Regions from separate parts of the Mus musculus genome. Here region 2 is linked to region 1. Evidence: chromatin loops called from intact Hi-C (ENCODE). Cell type or tissue: left cerebral cortex. All regions are shown on one strand.

What was found. Hi-C counts contacts between places; a loop is a spot of excess contacts. Peaks named below come from ENCODE experiments on the same cell type or tissue, not always from the same donor. Only the 100,000 strongest peaks of a DNase experiment are listed, where the experiment ranks them.
Region 2: a loop joins it to region 1, with 3 times the contacts of the local background. A loop is called at or near these places in 4 of 42 quality-filtered maps.

What each region holds. Positions count from the first base shown.
Region 1 is chrX:106,380,657-106,388,656 of GRCm38, forward strand. It overlaps the pseudogene Gm6325. Among named protein-coding and RNA genes, the nearest start is that of Mir6382, 75 kb to the left of the region's middle. In left cerebral cortex, CTCF peaks have their summits at 153 (motif pointing left) and 4,853 (motif pointing left); DNase peaks (open chromatin) are centred at 152 and 4,857.
Region 2 is chrX:106,216,291-106,224,290 of GRCm38, forward strand. Taf9b (TATA-box binding protein associated factor 9B) reads right to left here and starts at 3,552. Exons shown (of 7, transcript NM_001001176.2): 1 at 3,289-3,552; 2 at 2,606-2,687; 3 at 2,020-2,156; 4 at 1,807-1,941. The coding sequence starts at 3,339. In left cerebral cortex, a CTCF peak has its summit at 3,681; DNase peaks (open chromatin) are centred at 3,020 and 3,389; H3K4me3 peaks cover 1,507 bases; H3K27ac peaks cover 1,266 bases.

The DNA.
Region 1 (8,000 bases):
TTCTGAAAGTTTCAATCACTTTAAACCACTTTATATGAGGTCAAAGTAATGTTCTTAGTAGGCTGCAGCCTCCATTGAGGAGCATATCAAGTTTTTGAGGGATGGTATGATCTGGGAGCTATGTGGTTTTTACTATCTCACCATCTAGTGGACACACCACAGAACTGCTCTATGTCTCTAAGGCTCAAGTTCAGAGGGTGGGGATACACATCTGCAAATCCACTCTACTACTCATCTGCACACCTGCACCAAGAGGAAGCTGAAGGAGCTGAACAAAGTAGTCATCAGGAAAGCAGCCACCAGGTAGTTCTGAGTTTGTCTTGTCTCTTCATTCAGTATATATTTATACCATATTCATTCAAACTATCCAGTTTGCATTTTATTACTGTATATATTTAACCAAAATAGTTTAGGTTTGGTCTTAAGTAGCTTATTCAAAAGTGTGTAGATACCAAATGCTTTAGAAGAACAGCATGCCTCATACAATTAATTTATTCAGTTTAAGAAGAACTTTCTGGGTGAGATCCTGTCTGTCACACGAACAGAGGGATTATATTCCTACAGCTATGTCTTCCTGAGCAAAGACATCTAGAGCTCTAGATCCTAAAAAGAAATCTCTAAAATGGAAGATAGTGATACTTTTAATCAAAGGCTACTTTGCTTTTGAGCAAAGGGTAATCAGAGGTGGAAGCAAATAGGCAGTCTCCTCCTCCTGATGTAGCTCCTCCTCTTCCCTCTCCTCCTCACAATGCTGAAAGCTAACTTGTTTATCTTTTTAAGGTAGTGGTGCTCATAAAATACATGACATACCAGAGAAAGATTTCCATGCAAGCCAATTTTGCATAACCCCATCTCTGCTACACAGCATAGAGGATTGTTGGCTAAGATTATTAGATAGCACAACTTTAAGTATTAATTATCAAAGAAATAAAACTTTGCATAAATTTACATTTTCATATCGAGTCTCTGAATAAGAAGAAAAATTATCAAAATAAAATTGTATCAATCCATTCATCCATCCTTCTATCTATCTAGGTTTTTCAAGACAGTGTTTCTCTGTATTGTAGCCCTGGCTTTCCTGGCCCTCCCTCTGTAGTCCAGGCTGGCCTTTAACTCAGAGATCACCCTGCCTCTATCTCCTGAGTGCTAGCATTAAAGGTGATTACCACCACTGCCTAGCTGATGAGTAGATATTTGAATACATACCATGATTTTAATAAGCTATGTGGATTGGCTTGGTAAGTTACTACTAGATACCCACTCCTGTCAAAAAGAATTTAGGAGAAAATGAGGAATTCAGCCTAGGTGCAAGTTGGGGCACAGTGACTATATGTTTATATTGTATGCTTGAATTAAATAATGCAAGATAATTAAAAACACTTACATATAAATGTTTTTATAGGGTCCATTTTTACCATTGCTGGACAGTGCCAATTCATATGTCATAGAAGAATTAATATCACATTTTTTGTTACACTTCTGAGTCCATGAAACAGTAGCAGATTGGGTTTGAATATTAGAAACCTAAAATGAAGAAAATGCAAGCAGTATACTTAAAAGTCATAATCTCTACTTTTAAATGCAAACTTTTCTTTAGTTGTTTCATACTAGCTCCAATTCTCATATTAGGTGCTTAAATACTATGATTAACTAATTAGCCACCACTCCTATCTTTAATGATGCCACACTGGATCTTATTGCATTGCTGCAGAAGAGTATGAAAATATCAACACAGTAAATGCTTTAAAAATAGAAATGAATTTGGAGGGTTTAGATGGAAAAGATGGAAGAGCATGAAATCTTTACTTTTGTTACATACCACAGGTTTTCCAATGGCAAAACAACATGGCTGTGTTCTGTACTCTGTATTGTGTTCTAAAAGTAAGAAAAAAGACCTCAAACAAAAATAATATTTTGGGAAAGTCAAGAGAAAAGAGTTAGATCAGACTGCAAATATGTCATCACTATGAAATCTAGTAAGACCCAATTAAATTTGTATTTAAAGATTTGAATCAGAACCCAGTGAACATATATATTAAACGTCATGATCTCACTTGTATGTTGAATTAGGTAAAGTTGTAAGAAACATAATAATCAGGAAATCGGAGCAGGGTGGAATTGCCGATCAAAGGAAATAAAATTCATGTAGAAGGAATAGGTGTTTGGAGTTATTGAACAGCAGGATGACTTAGTCGTTATAAGGTATATTTCAATACAGTGGACATACATTTTCATATGTTTCAACATAAAAAAGAAAAGAAAAATCCAATCCTAATCGATAAGTGAGATGATGGATGTTAGTTATCTTCATTTTCTAATTCCAAATTATATTTATATATCCCGTATATAAATGTTTATCAAAATGTCTCATTGCATTTTATAAGTTTAGGCTTATTACATGTCAATTAATAATACATTAAAAATAAATTAGAAAAAGTGGATGTGAAGGGAAACAGAAGCAGAGAATGGCACTCTAAAAGTTTGAATTGGCTGGCAAGGTGACCTGGACAGTAAAGGTACTTTCTACAAAGCACTATAACCTGAGTTTGAACCAGTGACCTGCATCTTTGAAAGGAGAAAACAAACTCCCCTAAGTTCCCCTCTGATCTCCCTTGTTCACATACACATATAAATAGATAATTATGTATAATAAAAATTTATTTAAAATGCACTGTGAGTCCAAATTATTTGGCTTGTACCCTCATTGACAACAGAATGGGGTTCCTGTGTTTACCTTTCAGTGATGCATTTGACGACTGACTCTTCTTTTGGTTTTCACCTAATATCTGCTTATTGTCTCTAGCTCCCATGTTAGCCTCTGTCTCTCCATGAACGTTTTCAGAAATGCTGGCAACATTAGAAGGTCTGAGGCCATCATTAGTTGAGAAGAAAGTGTTGCAAGCATTCTCAGAAGTACAGCTTGGAATACTCTTAGCATCTGGTGGTTCGTGAGTTTCATCATAGGTGACTTGATTGTAATTACTTATGGAAGGGCCTATAATATTGTTATTGATGTCAGTGTAAAAGCCCACATTTGAGGTAGAAATGCTTGGGGTATGAGCAGAAGAACTAGTGATTCTGTTAGTAGGATTAGTGTCTGGATTATTGTCAGCCATGTTTCTTGGAGCACTGTCAATAGTGCAACTGTTTAAGACAGTATTCAGAGAGTAAGTGTCTGAAGTATTGTTATCAGTGTTAGTATCTGGAGCAGTATTCACAGTGTAAGGACAGAGAGTACCAGGAGGAGCAGATGTGTCAATGGCTTTGTTCAGAAGCAAAGTTGTGTCACTAAATGTAGAGGCAGTCTTGTGTTCACCAAATTGGTGATCTCTTATTTTCTTCTTTGAATATTCTCCAGTCTTTACAGTCTTCTCATCGGGTTGGTTATGGCTCACTCTTCTGTGAGGATAAGTTTCTAAGAGATATAATAAATGCAATAAAGTTCAGTAGTAATCATAAAATCTCAAGTCCTTTTACCTAAGCATCCAAAGAACACTGACAAATCATGAATTACTTTAAAAGCTTTTCTTAATTTTCTTCAATAAAAATATTTGAAGTATATATATATATATATATATATATATATATATATATATATATATTCTGTGTATACATATTGAAGATACAGGGGTTGGTGCAGAAAAATGAGAAAATACAGCATTTTTAAAAATTAATATATTTTTATTATATATTTTCTGTATATACATTTCAAATGCTATCCTGAAAGTTCCCTATACCCTCCCTCCGCCCTGCTCCCCTACCCACCCACTCCAGCTTCTTGGCCCTGGCATTCCCCTGTACCAGGGCATATAAAGTTTGCAGTACCAAGGGGCCTCTCTTCCCAGTGATGGCCGACTAGGCCATCTTCTGCTACATATGCAGCTAGAGATACAAGCTCTGGGGAGTTCATATAGTTAGTTCATGTTGTTATTCCACCTATAGGGTTGCAGATCCCTTCAGCTCCTTGAGTGCTCTCTCTAGCTTCTCCATTGGGGGCCCTGTGTTCCATCTTATACATGACTGTGAGCATCCACTTCTCTATTTGCCAGGCACTGGCATAGCCTCATATGAGACAGCCATAACAGGGTCTCATCAGCAAAATCTTTCTGGCATATGCAATAGTGTCTGGGTTTGGTGGCTGATTATGGGATGCATCCCTGGGTGGGGTAGTCCCTGGATAGTCCATCCTTTTGTCTTAGCTCCAAACTTTGTCTCTGTAACTCCTTTCATGGGTACTTTGTTCCCTATTTTAAGGAGGAATGAAGTATCCACCCATTGGTCTTCCCTCTTCTTGATTTTCTTGTGTTTTGCAAATTGTATCTTGGGTTTTCTATGTTTCTGAGCTAATACCCACTTATCAGTGAGTGCATATCTAATGACTTCTTTTGTGGTTGAGTTACCTCACTAAGGATGATATCCTTCAGATACATCCATTTGTCCAAGAATTTCATAAATCCATTGTTTTTAATAGCTGAGTAGTACTCCATTGTGTAAATGTACCACATTTTCTGTATCCATTCTTCTGTTGAGGGACATCTGGGTTCTTTCCAGTTTCTCGCTATTATAAATAAGGCTAATAAAGCATTTTCTAGTGCTCCACTATCTCCATATATTATATAGTCACTAACAAGTAGGTATAGGATATGTTTTAAAATATATTTTTGTCATTATAAACAAGTCTGCAAAGAATATTATGTATATGCTATAATATTATTACAAAGGTATAAAATTGTACATCTGATAAATTGAATACTTGAAGATTAAACAAAGACAAAGCAAGATCTGTACATGGATGCCAGAATTGTCTATTTCCTGATTATCTTAGAAAGCCCTAGAGCTCTATCTAGTGGCCACCCTGCTTATTCTCAAGGAATCAGCTCATTTTTGCTCCAAAGGACTCCTTCCTATTATTGCTGTTGTCAGTCAGGACATTTTAGACATGAGTTCTAAAAGTTACTCAGCTATATGTTTCTCTCAGGACATTTCCAATCAACAAAGTACAGGGCCATTGTAAGCAAGAAAGTACCTCTCTGCCTTGTGAGGGAAGGCCAACCTCCACCCAAAGAACAAACCTAAATTAGGACAACTGCCCATGCTTGTGGGAGAGAACAAGAACATGAGTCATTGGCAGCCTTCATTCCAGCCCTGTCTCCTCCTGTCAATAAATTCCAGTTTGAATAATCCCTCCTTCCTGTCACTAGCAGTTTCATTTTCCCATAGCCAGGTTCCCACAGTTCACACCACTAACATCATTCCTGTGCATCTCTGTTTAACCATGATTTTCACCTGTTCAACTTGACCTCAGCCCCTTCCCCATCTCTGATAAAACCATAGCCTGTAAGAGACATTTGTTCTAACACCTTCTGTGATGAGAGACCTCCTAAGGTTTATTTCAAAATTAATCTGTCCCCACTGCTGTGGATCTGCGTCCAGAGTGTTAGGGTCTTCTTGCAACCCAGGAAGCAGCTGATTGTGGTAGGTCATCTTGTACTCTATTCTGGGAGGTCACTGGCTTTCCCTCCCTGTTCTCCTTTCTTCCTCCTTTCTTTCAGTCTTGCACTCAGTTAGCATGAAGATGATTATACATTTTGTAGAAGTATGGGAACCTGCTCATGATACCCCAAACCCTCTTCAGAATGTATCCCTTCTCCAACACTCTATGTACTAGGTGAACCATTGGACTGGATCACTCTTTTTATCTCTCACTTCTCTCTTTTACTCTCACCTATCTCTTCTCTCCTCTCCCACTTGTTCTCTCATCTCTCTCCTTTTTTCCTCTCTTCTCCTCTACTCCCTCTCCTCCTCAGCTCCCTCCACCATTTTCTCTCACGTTCCCTTCTGTAGCAGCTCTGGCATTGTGAAGGCTTCTTGTTTTTTTCTTGGAAGTGTTCAGTGATTCTTTTCTCGCTCCTTCTCTCCCAAGGTGACTAGGAAATCTGTTCCTTGGATACTTCCTCTATGGAGAGTCCAAGGAGTTCTTACTGGGATGCCTGATGTTTCCTTTTCTGTCCTCCCCTGGAAGTGTCCCACAGTTGATGGACATCCTGACAGGGACACAGGTCAGGGGTCTCAGGAGTAAAATCTGACCTATCCAATGCTCCAGTCCTAATATAAATTGAATAACTCTCTGTGGTATTAATAGCATATGTGACTTGGCAAATTCTCAGGAACTTCAATCACTTTAGGTTCAGAGCCAGAAAAATGGTAGGAAGTTCTCTCTTTACAAGTCTTCTGCCTCCTGTTGGCTTTACCTGTGTCAATCTTGTTCTACTCACCTTGTGAATATCCCCATGCCCACAAACTGTGTTGCCATTGACAACATGCCCATCTTTAGTATTTGAAGGCCCAATGTTTCTCCCACCTTTTTCTAGACTTTTGACAGGACGATAGTCTCCTACTTGCTGTCCATCCATGAATCCCCCAACTGTCTACTATTTCCTCTCAGATCCCCCAGACATCACCTCCATTTTCAATAACAGACACTAAAGTTCCCTTGTTCACCATTATACTCCAACAAAATCTTGATATCTTTCTGCAATCTTTTCACTTGGACTGACCCTGATTAGAACTTCTCCCAGCAACTTACCTGGCAGGTTCTCAGCAGGGATTTGGAGACAAAGCCTATCATTTCTGGAATGTTTTTCAGTTGCAATCAGGTTCTCTTGTTTCTTCTCTCCTGTCTTTCCCTCTGACTCTCCCTTTTCTTCCCTCCAAATATCCCCCTCTCCCCACAACATTCTTCTCCCAATAGAGTAGACCCAAGTAGTTCTAAGACAGAGAGACCCCCCTTCAGTTTTATGCCACAGTGGCTACTTACAGTTGTAGGTCTCCAGTGTCCTCCCTAGTGTCTCCCAACCTTCTTATGCTGCATCCAAAGATGATCTCATTGTCATCTGTTTCCAGTCCAGACACACAGCAAGGTTTTATAGCCCTGAATCAGGCCCTCAGGAACTCCTGCCCTTGGGCTCCCAACCCTTCCTGACACTTCCTGACCTTTACCGCTCTGGTGTTCGTAAGTAGGTCTTAGTCCATCTAGTCCAACGAATAGGAGACTCACTCTGACCTGTTGCCCATTTCTCTATATTTCAGAGCTGGCCCCTTATGCCTTAATGTTCAAGAACCTGCCATTCTGCTCATCCCCAGGCCCCTTAAAGTTATTATCCTTCAACCCGTGGCTTGACCCTACCTATGTGCAACATGATCAGCCCTTCTGCACTGTCCTCAACTTCCTCCTTTTGTTCCCAGACTTGTCACACTTGCCTTCTCCAATGTCCAGTTTCTCTTCAGCCCTGGAATCCGCTCAACCCTAACCACTCTTCTCTCTATACAAATTCAGGTAATATCTTTCTTGTGGTCCAAATGCTTGATAATTATTACAAGGTAATGGATAGGCCCTTATGTTTTTGTGGGAATTCCCATTCCTGGACCTCTGGATAGGCTCACTGATGGTAGTTTTCTAGGAACCCCCATATCCATCTGGCTTGACAACAGTCTTAGAGTGCTACCATTATGATTTTGGCTGCTTCCCCAATGGGTGGATGAGGCAAGTTCCCTTCATTTTTTAGCATGCAGAGTTCATTGGCCAATGGGTGTCATACACCTAGCTACAGATTGGACAATTAGCATCTACACTCACTTTAAACATTCCTATGATATCATTCATTCAGACTCCCACACTTGGATAGAATAGTGCTTCCTCACTTCAAAGGGCTTCTCCTTATTAACAGGAAATTTCTCCTGTGTGTCCTGGAAGCAGCCCCATTACCTGAAGGCTCAACTTTGGAAACATGACTGCCTAACCCCTGATTCTATTAGTTGGTGAAGGGCCATGATGTGTCCCACTATCTTTTCCCTCTGACTGTGTTACATAGCTTCTCATCTTTTCAGATTTTTCTTCTCATACCATCAGAACATACCAGATCCACCAAAGCCAACTTTTGACAACCCTACTGGTATTTTAACAACCTACTATTCTGTTCCTCCCCTGAAAAGAATTTTTT
Region 2 (8,000 bases), 160 kb before region 1:
TGGATGATCCAATGCAACAATATTTGCTTTTATTGTGTTTTTCTTTTTGTCATGTTACTGAGGAGTGACTGAACTCTTCTGTTTTAAAACCAATTATTGGGAGTTTTTACATCCGTCCATATATCTGTACATACAACACTATCATTCACACACACACACACACACACGTATATGTGTGTGTGTGTCTGTGTGTATATATATATATATATATATATATATATATATATATATATATATATATATATGTTTTTCGAGACAGGGTTTCTCTGTGTAGCCCTGACTGTCCTGGAACTCAGTCTGTAGACCAGGCTGGCCTCGAACTCAGAAATCCACCTGCCTCCACCTCCCAAGTGCTGGGATTAAAGGCATGCGCCACCGCTGCCCGGCTCAGTTCTGTATATTTAAGGTAGATAAATGCTCACTTGTATTATAATATTGGATTTTAAATAGTCAGTGTCTTTTTTTTAATTAGGTATTTTCTTCATTTACATTTCCCATGCTATCCCAAAAGTCCCCCAAACCCTCCCACCTCACTCCCCTACCCACCCACTCCCACTTCTTGGTCCTGGCGTTCCCCTATACTGAGGCATATAAAGTTTGCAAGACCAATGGGCCTCTCTTTCCACTGATGGCCGAAATACTCAGTGTCTTAATTCTGCCTAAAATAAAACTGTCTTATAGCAGAGTTTCAGAAAACAAGGGTGGCCCAATAAAGAGAGTTCTCTTTTCAGTGCTCAGAGAGCCTTAGGTCATATGTCTGAAAAAAAGTCTAGATATGAATGACATACCATTCACCTCACTATTGGATGTCACACACAAAAAGCTATGGCAAAGTGGAAAGTTTGTGAGCTACCAGATCTGGGAGTCAGTCCTAGCTTTGTCCCTGACTCCAATGCAAAAAATTCCCACTGGGTTAGATGAAATAATAAAATTCTTCTAGCTCTGAAAAAAAAATTCCAAGAATTATTTTAACCTTTACTGTGCCATCTACAGGAATTTGGCTTTCTGTAAGTTTACCTATTACTTCCACTCTTTAAAAAAACCTAAGATGAGCCAGGCATGGTGGCTCACGCCTTTAATCCCAGCACTCGGGAGGCAGAGCCAGGCAGATTTCTGCGTTCGAGGCCAGCCTGGTCTACAAAGTGAGTTCCAGGACATCCAGGGCTATAGAGAAACCCTGTCTCAAAAAACCACACAAAAAAAAAAAAAAATCCTAAGATGGAGGGATCCAAAGGGGATAGGGACTCCATATGACAGACAGAGTCAACTAACCTGGACCCGTGGAGGCCCCCAGAGACTGAACCGCCAAAGTGCTAGGATGGGCTAGACCCCTTCCCCTCACATGTGTAGCAGATGTGCAGCACAGCACAGCTTCATTTGAGTCTCCGAACAATTGGAGTGGGGACTGTCCCTGAATCTGTTGCCTGCCTGTGGATTCTCTTCCCCTAGCTGTGCCACCTTGTCTGGCATCAGTGGGAGACTTGTAGTCACTCCTGTAGTGACTTGATGTGCCAGGGTAGGAGGGTACCCAGGGGATTCTCTCTTCTCAGAGGGGAAGGGAGGATGTGGGGAGTAGAAGCTGTGTGAGGGGGGACTGGGAGGAGGGGGGCTTGGATCCCGATATAAAGTGAGTAAATAAATTAATGAAAAAAACCCCATAAGCTAACTAAAACTCCCCTGTCCTCCGTTTTGACATAAGCAATTCATGTAGCCTAAGACAGCTTTGAACCCCTAATCCTCCTGCCTTAGCACCCCTACTGTTGGAATTATAGGCACTAGTTACTACACCTGTCCAGAAAACCTTACCTTTTTAACTAAGGACTTCAGCCTATAGTTTGGAGCTGTTAAGCAGTATCTATCAGGTGGCAGTCTGGGTCCTGCATATGGCTTAATCAGCGGCAAAGGGGTTTGATTCTTCTGCCTTGCAATATCTAGTAAAAACTAATAGAGAAAAATACTCATTAGAAATATACCTTTTAAAGTGTAAGTAAGAAAAACTGCAAATAAACGTTTGCTCACATCTCTTGGGGGAGGAGAGGTAAAGGACTGGTCAGCCCGACACTGGATGGCCAGTCTCACGTCATCGGCATCAACAGTGGGTTTCTTAGCATGACTCGAATAAATCTTTGCATCGTCCAGAATTGTAGTCACATATCCTTTAAGAGCAAAATAATTTTTTCTTAAACGAATGAAGAGATTTCAAGGCAGGATCTTAACTAGCCCATACCGGCCTCACTATATCGCCAAGGGATCCCTTGGAACTTCCGATCCTCTTGCCTCTCCTTCTCAAGGGCTAGATTACAGTATGCATAACCAAGACTAACCTAAAAGCACCTTACTATTTATGCTCCCTGGTTTTTAAAGGTTCCGCTAATTTCTGGAACCTTTATGAATTTTGGTTTTAATCGCTAATTGTCCTATTCGCATACTTTACTTATGCGGACATGCCATATCTAAATACTACAACCCCTTAACTTGCGCTCCTTTTTAGTGCTTTACTCATCTCTAGATTAGTAACAACTGCTTTTGGTTTAAAGTGTTATAGCAAACGAGCTTCTCTAATTCATGAGGTCAGGTTTTGGGTGTATTCACTTATTTAACTTACGGAAAGCAAATTCCAACATTTGATTTATAACCCTTGGCTCATACTCTGTGATTCCCATATCCTTCAGGATCTGTGCCATCACCTGTGGATTCAAAGAAAGACAAAATGCCAGACGGAATGCGCGATGTTAAGTGAAAGAAATCAAGGCTGGATGGAAGGCATATTTTTATATGCAGCAAACCGTTCCTCCTTGTGCCTCTCCCAGTGTTTGCCTATCAGTGATCACACAAAATCAGGCATATGTTCTTGCTGAAAACTTTTAGCAAGGGTGGGAGCAAAGGCACAAGAATGGCCTTTACCGGCTTTCCAGGCAGAGGTAGGGGTGGGTCCAGCTGGCTGTCATTTTCGGATCTGTCAGCGAGGGAAGCTACTAGCATCAGAACCCATGTCGCAGTCAGGGAATCCTCGTGAAGCGAGGAGGCTGCGGACTTGTGGGTGGGGGTGGCCTCGGGCCAGCGAGACAAAGCCCCGCGGCAGCCCTTTGGAGGGGCTCCCCAGGAGCAAGGACGGAGCCCCAGGGACAGGGGGACTCCACTGCCCTTTCCCAGCCACGTCTACCGGCTGCAAACGGCGCGCGATCCCCGCCAGGCGCTCGGGCTCCCCCGGCAAGCGCTCGGGCTGGCCTGTCTCACAGGTCCCAATGCTACGGAGTGCGCCGGGCCCTGCTCCCCGCGCGCGCTTACCAAGGCATCTCTCGGAGCGTTCTTGATAGGCGCCATCTTGGCCGGCTCCATTTTCTCTTGCGGCTCCTCAACCTCGGAGATAGAGCTGCAGGCGGTTTCCACCTCGGTCTGGCTCCACCCCTGTGGGGGATGGAAGGCGGTCCTAGCACGCAGCTCCCCGGCCGGGGCTGCTTCCCAGCCGCCAGCCCCCACCTGTGTGGACTTGGCTACCCGGGGCCCATGCAGGTTCGGAGGTGGAGAGGTGCGGAGGAAGTCGCCCTAGCGATGCTCAGCGACTCTGCGCCATGCAGCGCCAGCTCCCCTCCGACCATCCTCACTCCCACTTAATGCCCACTGGTCCTCGGAGTTTCCTGGAATTCCCTCAGAGGCCCTTCCTCCACTCGGCCGCTGGGTGAACATGGTTCTGGCAAACGCGACAGCCCGTTCCATTTGAATATCACATTAACAACGAATGTGTATCACCACCTCGGCACACAGGCCATGTTGATACTGCAAAATTAGTTGCTCCTTAGCTGACATCCAAATTTAAGTGGGCATTAGGAAATCTTTTTCAAATCTGGGAACCCTACCCAATAGACCAGAGGTTTTCGACCTGCGGGTTGCGACTCCTTCGGGGTCGAACCACCCTTGCACTGGGGTCGCATACGCTGTTTACATTACAACTCATAACAGCAAGAAAATTACAATGATAAAGTAGGAACAAAAATACTTTTATGGTTGGGGGCTCACCACAAGCTGAGGAACTGCATGAAAGCATCTCGAAGGGGGAAAGCCACTGCAGTAGATCCGGTTCTTCACACGTGGGGATTTGGTCTAGCCTACAAAAGCACCGGCTTCCCTACGTCCTCACGGTCTGAGGGGCTCCAGCCTCTAGGGTGGAAACTGGACTCTTTTTTGTCTCCCAGATTGCCCACTCCCATATATATATATATATTTTCAGAATAGGGACCGGCTAAGAGAGGTTTCGAGCGGTTAAACGCTCTTCCGGCATGACAAGTCTGATGACCTCTGAATTCCACAAATGCCCCTGGGCGTGAGTACCCCGAGGTTCACGAGGTTCACGCCATGGCTTCTACTTCCCCTACCCTTAGAATTACGAAGTTAACAGTCTCTGGTTTAAAACGAGTCCGAGAATCCCGTTCCTACGTTTCTCAACAGCCCTGTTCTCTTCCGCCTTCGAAAAGGTTGCCAGGACACCTGGATCAGACACAACCAGGCCCATTAATTAGCGACAAGTCCTATCAGGGTAACTTCACAAAATTACATCCCATCTCGTTGGTACCTAGCTCTAGAGCGTTGATAGTAGCATCTTTCCGCCGACCGCTTACGAAGATTAGAGAATTAGGCCTACCAAATGAGGCCCTTTCACGTCCTCACAACTGAATGGGCCTCGTAGTTATAACAAAGACTGTTTTACTTAAAATTCTCCAGGAGTACCTCTCACAGATTTAACATTTCGGGGCTTAGCGAACCCTTCAGTTTAGGTAGGGCAGTTTACCTCATCCGAGGACGACTCCTCCTCGACAATCTGGTCAAACGCATCCGACTCCTGGTCAGCCATCTTGAACTTTGATGCTCTTGCGGAACCCACGCTGACGGCTCCCAAGCCCCGCCCCACGCACCCCGAGCCCCGCCCCCTGCTCCCCCCTCGCAGCCCCCCGCCCCACGTGCCCTGAGCCACGCGCCCTGCTCCCCCGCCCTCGCAGCCCCCCCTCGCCCTGCTCCCTAGCTCTTCCTTGTCCCGCCCGTAGCGTCTTTTCCCCACTCGTAAGCCAGCTGACCAGTGTTCAAAACCAACGATTACCTTTTCAAAGCAAGTAGAAACTAATAAATGAGTAGTTTGTACCTAGTATATAACAATTAAAAAGAAAAGAAAAAGCGCCGTTTAATTCCTACAGTTTTGACTTAAAACTTGTCTATGCAAAATATGAGAGTATCTTGTTTCTATCGTCTTTCCCAAAGTAAGTTATTTTACTTTGCTGTATCCAAATGTCCAGAATTACTTATCTTGTGCCTTGGGACCATTTGTTGGTAAAATAACAGTTATTTGCCCCCACGCACTGCAGCAGCTCATATGACAACTAAAATAGTTACTGACTCTTGGGTGAAATCCGTGTATAGCTGAGTGCACTGGACGAAGGGATGACTCAATATGGAAGGACACAAGAATTTAATATACTACTGAGATCAGCTTTCGATTTATGATTCATGAATCGTTAATTTCTGGATTTTTTTTTTTTCCGAGACAGGGTTTCTCTGTGTAGCTCTGGCTGTCCTGGAACTCACTTTGTAGACCAGGCTGGCCACGAACTCAGAAATCCACCTGCCTCTGCCTCACAAGTGCTGGGATTGAAGGCATGCGCCACCACTGCCCGGCTTGGAATTTTTTATTTAATAAATTTGAATCATGGTTGACAACAGGCAACTGAAATTGTGGAAAGCAAAAAAACCAAACCAAACCAAACCAAAACAACCCAAGAAAACAGATTTAGAGAGATTACTGTAAAGAAATTAGAGTCCTGTTTCACTCTGATGCTTTTTCTGGTAACTTTGTGTGTTCGCGCGCCGCGCGCGCGCGCGCGCGCGTGTGTGTGTGTGTGTGTGTGTGTGTGTGTGTGTGTGTCTGTGTGTGTGTGTGTGAGTGCTCTGAAGTTATTTTATTTTCAAATACAGACAGCTCTTTTATTTTTCTTTTTTGAATGAGAGTTGTTTCACAACCTACACATAATGTCTGTGCTGATTAGGGTTTGTTTTTGTTTTCGTTTTGTTTTTTGTTTTCGTTTTCGTTTTTGTTTTTTTTGACAACTTGACACAAGCCAGGGTGTCTGGAAGAAGGAACCTCAACTGACAAAATGCCTCTGTAAGACTGGCCTTTAAGGCAAGTCTTTGGAGTGTTTTCTTGATTGATGATTGATGTGTGAGGGCCCAGGCCATTGTGGGTGGTCCACTGCTGAGCAGATGGTCTTTAGTTGTATACAAAGCAGGCTGGGCAAGCAATGGGCAATAAGGCAGCAAGCAGCACTCCTCTGTTTTCTCTACTTCAGTCCCTGCCCTGACTTCCCTGAATACGATGGAGTACAACTGTAAAATGAATAAATCCTTCCCTGCCCACGGTAACTTTGTTCATGGTGTTTCATCATATCTTCCAAAATCAAGCTCTTTTGGAGAAACAGCATATTGTCAATTCTTACCCCCCAGTGTATTTCCAAATTAAATGCACTTCCTTCTTTCCCACCTTAAAAATTTCGAATTTATACCAGACCGACATTTTAATATCTTTTCTATGGCCAATTGTTATGACAATCACTTTGCAGGCACATGTCTTAAGTAAGTTATTCCTTCTATTTATGAAAACTGAAACATTTCAAGTACCCCCATTTGTTTTAAGGAAACTGGAAAATACATGAAAACTTCCATTATGAAATCTTTAATATCCTAGACAAGAAAATCACATCCTTATTCTTCACAATTACATAGAAGACTTGTATATAGTACACCTAGTTAGTTGATAGCTTGCGATTTTCTTTGCTAGCAGTTTATGAAATGGAATATATTATAATTTATATTTGCATGTTCTTTGAATATGAACACAACTAAGCAAACTTTTGCGCTTTGTATTTGGATAAAATAGCAACAACTTGTTATATATTTTCTACAGTTTTATTAATGTCTTTATGAATCGATTTAGTGGCATGAAACTCCATTGTGTTCAAGTACACATTTTTAAAAATGAGAAGGAACATTTGTAGAAAGTATGATTGGTAGTAAGATATGACCCATTTGACTCTCTATATTTTTGAATGTCTAAACTATTTCAACAATTGTTCTTTTCTTTATTTCTTGACTTTTTTTTCTTTTACAGTGTGTGGTTATATAGCTCAAGACTGGCTTTGAACTCACCATGTAGTGCAGGCAGGTATTAAAATTGTGGTTTTCATGTCTCGGCTACCCAAGTGCTGCAATTACAGGCATTGACTGCCGCATCTGTATGGTTGCAGTTGGTTTCAACTCAATATTGGAGTCTTACTGTGAGGTGAGCAAACTGGATTTGGTCTCCCTATGTCTTTCTACTTCCCTTTCTACCATGGGCAATTTTATAATCTTTTTCTGTATATTATTAAGTATGCTCTATTTTTGTAATTGTCCTTCCTATTCCAGTGTGCATGTCCTGGAAGATCAGAAGGATCCAACCATCATCACACATGTTTGGCTAGAGATTAAGCACTATTCGGTAAAATTTATTGAAGAAATATATGTTATTTTCAGGTTTGTATTTGTTGTCAGGATCCCTTAGTGTTGTTTCTCTTTTCTCTTTTTAAAGGATTGATTTATTATTTACTTGTACCTGCATAAGTGTATGTACCACCTGAGTGCAGGAGCTCGTGAAGGCCAGAGGGCATTGGACCTCCTAGAACGGGAGTTACAGGTGGTTGCTAACCATTTGATATGGGTGCGGCACACAATCCATAGCAGTAAGTGCTCTGAAGGGCAGAGCCATCTCTCAAGACCCGTTTTCTTTTCCTTTTAAGTAACCAAAGCCCTCAGACACCAGCAGTTGGACTATCTAATTGGACAGTTATCTGACTCTTCCTTTCTGATACCCTTCCTTACAGGCAACTTTCAGGGAGTGGAAATGAGTGACTGACTCAGACTGAGGGAAAAAAAATGGAGGTCAGATTGGAATTAAAACTGTTGCAGTTTTTGAGGTTTTC